Regions from separate parts of the Homo sapiens genome. Here region 2 is linked to region 1. A link is a loop called in an ENCODE intact Hi-C map of the cell type or tissue named here. Cell type or tissue: PC-9. All regions are shown on one strand. Each heading gives the region's core, and the rest is flanking DNA. Links, peaks and the distances in the headings are about the cores only.

Evidence for each region. A loop is a pair of places that touch in the nucleus more often than their neighbours do. Peaks named below come from ENCODE experiments on the same cell type or tissue, not always from the same donor. Only the 100,000 strongest peaks of a DNase experiment are listed, where the experiment ranks them.
Region 2: a loop joins it to region 1, with 2.8 times the contacts of the local background. A loop is called at or near these places in 1 of 110 quality-filtered maps.

What each region holds. Positions count from the first base shown.
Region 1 is chr10:131,995,641-132,000,020 of GRCh38, reverse strand. It overlaps LOC124902525 (a long non-coding RNA gene), which reads right to left and starts at 3,680. Exons shown (of 2, transcript XR_007062339.1): 1 at 3,650-3,680. RefSeq lists an enhancer at 3,005-3,991. In PC-9, for the core only: no CTCF peak of the experiment used is centred there; a DNase peak (open chromatin) is centred at 2,100; H3K4me3 peaks cover 844 bases; H3K27ac peaks cover 1,407 bases.
Region 2 is chr10:132,094,584-132,098,963 of GRCh38, reverse strand. All of the region lies in intron 1 of JAKMIP3 (Janus kinase and microtubule interacting protein 3), which reads right to left. Among named protein-coding and RNA genes, the nearest start is that of JAKMIP3, 31 kb to the right of the region's middle. In PC-9, for the core only: no CTCF peak of the experiment used is centred there; DNase peaks (open chromatin) are centred at 2,533 and 3,833; H3K4me3 peaks cover 195 bases; H3K27ac peaks cover 2,614 bases.

The DNA of each region.
Region 1 (4,380 bases), core at 160-4,159:
TTTTAAATCTCTTCAGGATTGGGAGGGCCTGGAAGAAAAAAATGTAGCTATGTTACTAGATACTCCATTCTTTACAGATGTAGATTTTCCCCCACAAAGGACAACTTTGCAGGGCCATTTCAAGATATGGCAGAGAAACATGTTTTGGGATAAAATATTTTGATTTTCTTCTTTGTCTCGTAATGTTATACCAGAGTCAGCTTGGAAAGTAAGTCACAATATATAGGGTTAAATAAAACCCATCCCATGAGAACTTACGGTTTGTAGGGCATGACTCCCCAGACCCCTAAGATAGGAATTTGGGCAAGATAAAAAAATCAGAGCTTAGTCCTCATGAGTTACTGGTCATCAGGGCCTTCCCTACAAAGCCTGGCCTGGGCCCCCTCAGTGTACCCCAAAAGAGCTCCACCATTCTCCTTTGACCCAGGGAAAGGGCTCGGCTAGAAGCGCAGGGCTCTTGGAGACAGTGTCTCTGAGCTTGGAATGCGAGCTCTGCCACTCCAGACGCAGCCTGGGGGCTTCCACCGAGGGGCAAAGCTGTTGTGCCGGGCTGGCTTTTGCTGGGGCTCTTGCGGAGGCCAAGGCTCAGTCCTGCCAGCTCTCGGCTCCAGCCAGTGCTCTGTCTTCCACTTGCCCAGCCAGGGGCCCCGAGGGCTGTCACACTGGCATTTTCTGGGTCCCCTTGGAGGGACCACTCTTCCCACCCTCCTGCCCCTGCTTGGCCCCTCTAGCTGATCACTGATCCTGTCTGTTTTTGGTGACGCAACGCGAAATGAGGCCAGCACTTACAGCCATGAGGGCCTGTTTCCGAGTCCCAGTTCATGTGGCCATGGACTATCTGAGCCTCAGTCCCCTCCTGTGCGAGATAAGGAAAGCACACCTCCCCTCGCTGGCTATTAGGAGGTAACAACACAGGGCAGGAGTGTCAGGCACAGGCACCACCCACCAAGCACTGTAATTTGCCAGGCACCAAATGCAGTGCCCTCGTGAACTCACGGAATCATGGCAGCCTCAGAGGGCAGTGCTGTTGTGGTCACCCTCATTTTAAAGATGGGGACCTTCACAGAGGTGAGTCGCTTCTCCAAGTGACACAGCTTCTTAGTAGCAGAGCCCAGATACCAGCCCTAGCTGTCCCCTGCTTTCTGCTCCCCTGCTATCTGCAGACTCTCCCACTGCCACCTCACACAGTGGCAAAAGCCTGTGTTCTCTTCTCTACTCCCTGCTGACCTTTCCCCATCGCCACCACGTGTCAGCAAAACTGTGGACTTGTGCTTTGAAAGAGACAGAGCCGGGTGTAGCGGCTCATGCCTGTAATACCAACATTTCGGGAGGCCTAGGTGGGAGGATCACTTGAGGCCAGGAGTTTGAGATCAGCCTGGGCAATATAGTGAGAACTTGTTTCTACAAAAAATAAAAAATTAGCCAGGCCTGGTGGCACATGCCTGCAGTCCCAGCTCCTTGGGAAGCTGAGAAGAGGGGATCCCTTGAGCCCAGGAGGTCAGGGCTGCAGTGACCTGTGATTGCACCACTGCGCTCCAGCCTAGGAGACAGAGCAAGACCCTGTCTCTAAAAACTAAAAATAAAAAAATGAAAGAGACAGGGTCCACGGGACAGACGAGTGTTAGGCATGTTGGTCCCATGTCAGTGTGCAGTGAAATTGACAGGAGGCACTGGCTTTGGGCAGGGCTCCCGCACTAAGCCCAACAGACCAAACCCAAACAGGGTTGTTTGCGCTGAGTTTCCACACCACCAAGAGAAAATTGTTTGAGCTTCTAAGAAATCAGGAGAGAAGGAGATCGTAGCCAAATCCCCAAACAGGCCAGTTTCAGCTAGCACAGTAGGGAAGCCCTCTGCTTAAACCTTTAACTGTGAAAAGACCAATCAGCTTTCTGTTCTGGTTTCTGCTTTCCTCGGCCCTTTTCTCTATTTTATCGAACGAGGTGTTGCCCATTCTAGAAGAGCAAACGCAAGCCAATGAAGGCCTCTAAACTAGATCTGCTGTAACTCTGTCTTCTGACACTACCTTGACTGGTTATTCCAGCCAGAACATTCTGCAATCTCTCACGGAGGAGCAACGGAGCTATTGCTTCATGTACCCAAGGACAAATAAACACGCCCGCCCAGCACTGCTGGGATTCCGGCCTGGGGGATCACGTCTAGCCTCCGGCAGGAATGTGACTTGAATCTAGTGGCTGCTTCCTGTTTTGAAGGTTTTCCAGCAAGCAGTCCAGCCTCTTTTCAAAGATCACCCTCTGCTTTCCACTCACCAGCAAAGTACAAGTACACACTCGAGACATGTTTGTGTGCACACTGTTTACAATGCGGAATATTTCATCATACCAACTCCTAACAATAGCCCCAGCATAGTACAAATATCATTGTGAATTCATAGAAAAGTGTTTTCCTGCAAGAGGGAGGGAGACAGATCAGTCTGCAGGCGCACAGCTGGGTGCCACAGAGGTGGAAGAATTACCCCTCCAGCGCCCGCCCCCTGATGGTCCCCTGTGCATATAGTGTCACTGATGTTTGAAGGTAACAGAAGAATTACATTCATTTGAATAAGCCCCCACCCACTTTTGCAGCTTTGCGAGTTATTAATAGAAGAGAAACAAATCACTTGTATTGTTCCTTCCCCCAGTGTTCTTCCCCACCCCACACCCACCACCGGGTGAAAATCTGGCCCCGTTTTCATGCCCATTTTCGATTTGGTCTCACTGAAGTAATTTTTGTGTCCTGGCCGGTGTAACCATCAAAACTCCCAACTTTACTCTGAGTTGAAATGCCTCCTGCTCCAGCCTGGGCTCTGCCCACTTCCTCTCCAGTTGTAGCTCCTGACCCTCTGGGGACAGCCCAAAGGCCAGCGGCAAGGGCCGGGGGTCTTTGCTGCCTACACACTGCTTGGGCTCCCAGGTGACCAAAGCTGACTGTCCCTCTTGGGCCACTTTTTCGGGGTCTGGAGTCTCTCTGCCTTCGGGTGAATACTTCCAGCCTCCTTCAGTTTCACTCTTCCAGGTCCCCACTTCAGGCAGATTCTAGACAAGCCCAGCCCCACTCCCCTTCACATGGGGTCCCCCTGGGTCCCAGAAGCCAGGTCCTTGACCTGCCTGCAAAGGTGCAGCTTCCCGCTCTGCTCAGCAACCTTTCATTTAGAGGGGCAGGCAGTGTGATCCCAGCTCTGCCCTCTCTGTGTGCCAGGACACGAGGACATGTTTGGGTGGTACCAGGCTGGGGAAATGTAGCAGTCAACAAGTGTCCACTTGAGCTGGTGGCCATGAATTTAAAATGAAACCAATCCACATGGCTGTGTCTCCTCTCTTTCCACTCCTGGCAGCTTGGGTGCAGGCCCGGTGCCCAGCTGGGCTTGGCCAACTGGGTGAGAGGGACAAGGCAGCTGAGGGTGCACTCCAGGGAATGAGCAGATGGAGCTGGACTAAGGCGTGAGGAGCTACAGGCAGCGAGGGGCCGTGGAGGGGAAGCAGGCAGGACCGAGACCCCTGAGCTGCCAGTTCCCAGCAGTGAGCACAGCCGGAGAGGAGGAAGGGCTTCATTGCTTCAGCATGACGTCCCTGCGGCTGCTAAGGCTGCGCGTCTTTTCAGTTCATTGGCCATTTCTCTGTTTTCATGAGGTGCCAGTTCTTTTTCGACTTACCAGATTGTACTGCTGGGGCCGGGTATGGTGGCTCACGCCTGTCATCCCAGTGCTTTGGGAGGCTGAGGCAGGTGGATCACTTGGCTCAGGAGTTTGAGACCAGCCTGGGCAAAATGGTGGGACCCTGTCTCTACAAAAAAAAAAAAAGAAAGAAAGAAAGAAAAAAAAATTAGCTGGGCACAGAGGGGTGCACCTGTAGTCCCAACTACTCAGGTAGCTGAGGTGGGATGGCTGCTTGAGCCCAGGAGAACGAGGTTGCAGTGAGCTGAGATCACACCACTGCATTCCAGCCTGGGCGACAGAACCAGACCCTGTCTCAAAAACAAACAAAAAAAAAGATTGTGTTGTTTGTACATTTACTGTGATTTTTAGATCCATTTGCATATTCCGTTACTAATCCTTTGCCTATTATGTGGGTGGTGGATATCTTTTCAGTTCAGTCATGGAGTGAATGTACAAAAATCCATTTTACCTCAATAAAACGGATGCGCCACTCTGTAAAAAAAGAACAGTATAATTCCTGCCTGCATGAGTCCTGGACAGTGTTAAACGGGTCATTCAATGGCAAGTGCTCAGAACATTGTGGGGCCCAGATAAGGCAAAGGAGAAGCTGAGCTGTCTTTATGATCACCGTTATGATCAGTTTTGTCCTTTAAGAACACGCTATGTCTTATAATCCTTAGTAATGGCTTCTTTTTCTGTTTTTAGAGAAGACCCGGTCAGCTTGGGTG
Region 2 (4,380 bases), core at 312-4,311, 99 kb before region 1:
TTTACCTACAGAGAAGTCCAAGGTTCGGGTCCCAAACCCAGGTGAGTGTAAGAACACCCTGAGGAGGCTTACTGAGTATGGCCTGTCTCTCCAGGAGGAAGGAGGACCCAGGACTTCACCCCCGGCTCCTGATCACGAGACCAGTGTCGTAAATCCAGCTCTGAGAGAGGAGCGCTGTGGTAAAGAGCCCCCTCCTCACTGCAAATGCCCCTGGTGTGGCCAGAGGTCACGGTAAAGACCAGGCCCAGGATGGGAGAAGCCCGGTGGAGGTGCTGGGGGCTCTGGCAGCCACTCAGCACCCAGGAGAAGAGCAACGCCACTAAGCTGGCCTCACAGTGATACCTAGAAGGGCTCTTAAGGGACGTCCGCACTCTGATCTGCAGTGGCCACTGCGATGGACGCTAAAGATGCTTCAAGATGGACAAGAGACCATTTCATCCCACAACAACCCACACAGCCCTCAGGAAGTGCCATGAGTGACTTTCTGAAAAGCAGCTTGGGATCATCCACAAAATCTCTGCACTGACTTCAACACATTCACATTTTGATCGATAAATGTTAAGACGGTGACAGTGAGCCATCAGTCCTCATCTCCAGAACTGAATCTAGCACATTTCACTTTGTACTGAAAGGCGATCTTGGCTGGGCACAGTGGCTGAGGCCTGTAATCCCAGCACCTTAAGAGGCTAAGGTGGGAGGATCACTTGAACCCAGGAGTCTGAGACCAGCCTGGGCAACAGAGGGAGACCCCATCTCTGCAACAAATAAATTAACCAGGTGGGCACCTGTGGTCCCAGCTCCCTGGGAGGCTGAGGCGGGAGGATCGCTTGGGGCTGGGAGGTCAAGGCCACAGTGAGCTGTGATCATGTCACTGCACTCCCACCTGGACAACAGAGGAAGACCTTGTCTCAAAAAAAGAAAGAGAAAAGAAAAAGAAGAAAGAAAAAAAAAAGGAAGGAGGGGAAGGGGAAGGGGAAGGGGAAGGGGAGAAAAGGAAGGAAAGGGAAAGGGGATGGGAAAGGGAAAGGGGAAGGGGAAGGAAAGGGGAAGGGGAAGGGGAAGGGGAAGGGGAAGGGAAGAAAATAAAAGGAAGGAAGGAAGGAAGGGCAATCTCTGTGATAGGAAGCTTAGGTTCTGAATCACCTGCAAATGCATTAAAATTCTAAATTTTCACTGAAGTGCCATGACTTTTTCTTAAAAAAAAAAAAAAAACTTTTAGTTTGAGATAATTGTAGACCCACATGCAGTTGTAAGACAGAATATACAGATGCCGCACATCCCCTTTCCCTATTTCCCCCAATGAGAACATCTTGGAAAACAGCGGGACAGTATCACAGCCAGGGGACAAAGGTTGGGAACACTCCTGTCCCTACAAGGGTCCCTGTTATTGTCACATTCACTTCCCTCCTACCCTGCCCCCTCTGTAACCATGGGAAGCCACGATCTGCTCCCCAACTACATAATTTTGCCATTTCAGAAATGTTATAGAAATGAAGTCATACAGTAGGCGACCTCCCGAGAGTCCGTGTGATGCTTGGAGGGCCACGCAGGTTACCATGGGCACCCACAGCTCAACCTTCTCACTGCTGGGTGGTGACCCACAGTTCACCCCTTCTCACCGCGGAGTGGCCCACGGTTCACCCTTCTCGCCGCAGAGTGACCCACGGTGTGGCTGCACCACTGTATCTTTCGCCACTCGCCCACTGGAGGATACCTGGCGCTGAACCATTTCCGGGCTCTACAGCAGCTGGATGTTTATTGCCCAGCTGGTCTCCAGAGGGGCCTTGCCTCCCACCAGCCGTGTATGAGGGACCCAGGTTCCCGACACCTTTGCCTGTATTTGGTGGTGGTGCCATTTCTAACGTTGCCGTTCTCCTAGGTGAGCTCACAGGCCCTATGGCTTCTGTCTGCATTTCCCTAGCACCTCGCCGTGGCGTCTCTCCTGTGTGCCTTGGCCATCTGCACATCCATGTCGGGAAATGTCTGCTGTGAGGCTGCTGCCTAACTGGTTCTGTGGCTGGAGGAAGCAGGCTCTTCTTGGGGATGGTTTGTCTGAGCCAGTTGGCTCTGGGTTGCTGGATTCTTCAGCTCTGTGTCTGGGACATCCCAGGCAAAAAGAAAACCCAGGGACCCTGCCATGGCGTCATTCCTGGGGTCTGAGGTCCCTGGCCGGCCGCTTTCTCCAGCCTGCCTTTCAGAGTCTTCTTACACTGGTTTCTTATTTCATGTCCAGGGTTTTGATTGTACTAATGGGGGAGCAGGGAAAAGTATGTCCCCTCCATCTATCCAGAGGCAGAAGGCTGGCCACAACTTAAAAAAGAAAAAAAAAATCACGGCCAGGTCCAAAGCCACAACTTTTTCATCAAGGAAAAAAATCTTGCACCTGTATTTACCATTATCATTTCAGTTACACAACAAGTGTGATTTAAAATTTGCGAGTGCACTTCCTGGGGTGGAAGTCAGATATTACACTAACCAAGTACAGTAACCACCACCCCGTGTTAAGGAAACAGCCGTCGGCTCCAGGGCTCAAGGGCATGGCCATCTTCAAAGGAGACACATGTTGTATGAGTCACTCTCCGGTGGTTTTCAGTCTGCCTGGGTTACTACTGGCAGGAAGGCTTAGGTCACATTAATAACTAGAAGTCCCTTTTGAGATATAAGAATTGGCAGCAACGATCACTCTATAAAATAAACCACTGAGCATGTTATGTTTTCCAAGTGGTAGTACCAGTGTTTTAAAAATATCAGAACTAAAAACAAAATTGTGCATGATTTACACACAGCTTAGCTTCTGCCCAGACCAATTGTCTACTGCTCCCAATGTAAAAAGGGAGGTTTCTGGCACAGGAAGAAATGTCAGGATCACCTGGCCAGATCCCCCAGCTCTTCAGGTGAGGAAACCAGGATCCAGAGGAAGACCCCCCCAAGACCACAGCACCTGCTTCCCAAGAGAGCTGGATCCCTCCTGCTCTCCCTAACAGCAGCATGGGACAGTATGCCGGCGGATTCTACCATGGGTGGAAGCCTGAGCTGTAATACTCAGGGCATTGGGCAGAGCACCCAGACAGGCACTGTCTCTGTGGTGGGCCACTCCTGCCCCAATCTTGAAGGCAAGCCTCACAGAGAATGCTCTTCCCAAACAACTCAGCAGTGTCCCAGAACAAAGCTCAAAAACACCTATCAGGAATAGTAAACACCCAGGAGGAGGATCATGGTGGATGGGACTAGATTGCAGGCAGAACCAGATTGCAGTTCCCACTCAGATGGAGAAAAAGTGTGTGGAGTCTCGTGTCGTGAACTTCTGCATCCAGAACGACTGCAGGAATAAATCGGGAAAGCCGAGAGAACCCCCAGACCCTCTGAAGGTAGCAGATTGCTCCTGCAGGACCTGGGAGACACCCCAAATACTGTGAGTGCCCAAGCTATGGAAGTGGGAAAGGAGGACCGTTCACCCCCAAACACACACCCCCACTGCAGAACCTGAAGGTCTAGATCACGGGAGAAGATTCTGAGCTCACCTGGAGCTGAGTCGAGCGAAATACAGGGGCGGAGGAAGCAGTGGGAAAAGCCCTGTGGGCTCTCTTGGTTCCCTAGGAAGCCATCTCTGCCTTACCTCAGAGGGGTCCTTTGGAAGGGCAGCCAGAGGCACTGGGGAAAGGCCACAGGGAGAAGGAAACCTCCAGCTGAACTTTGTAACAATTCCAACCTAAGGAGAAGCCTCCTGGCCAGAACTTGGGGGAGGGTGTGAATCCAGTGACAGACTCCACAGGTAGAGGAAGAATGAAAGCCCCATTTTCACAGCTGGGAGGCAGGTAGCCTGGGGCACGTTCTCAACCCTGCTGGCCCACTGCCTGGAAGCAGACTCAAGGCTGCTGTGGGGGACACAGTGGGAGTGAGACCAGCCCTTCAATTTGTGTGGGAGCTGGGTGAGGCCTGTGCTGCTGGCTTTTCCCCACTTCCTTGACAACCTGCATGACTCAGCAGAGGCAGCCATAATTCTCGTAGGTACACAACTCCATTAACCTGCGAATCTCACCCCCATGCCCCACAGCAGCCACAGCAAGACCCGCCCAAGAGAGTCTGAGCTCAGACACTGGCCCCGCCCCCACCTGATGGTCCTTCCCCATCCAGCCTGGTAGCTGAAGACAAAAGGCATATACTCTTAGGAGTTCCAGGGCCCCACTCACCGCGGGTTCCTCTCTATGCTCCCACAGCAGATGCTCTCTGGAAAGCTCCACCTCCCAGCAGGAGGCCAACCGGCACAAAAATACAGCATTAGACCACCAAAGCTAAGTGCATTGCACCCCCTGCCACCTCCACCGGAACAGGTGCTGGTGTCCATGTCCAAGAGGCCCACAGACAGCTCTCTGGGCAGAC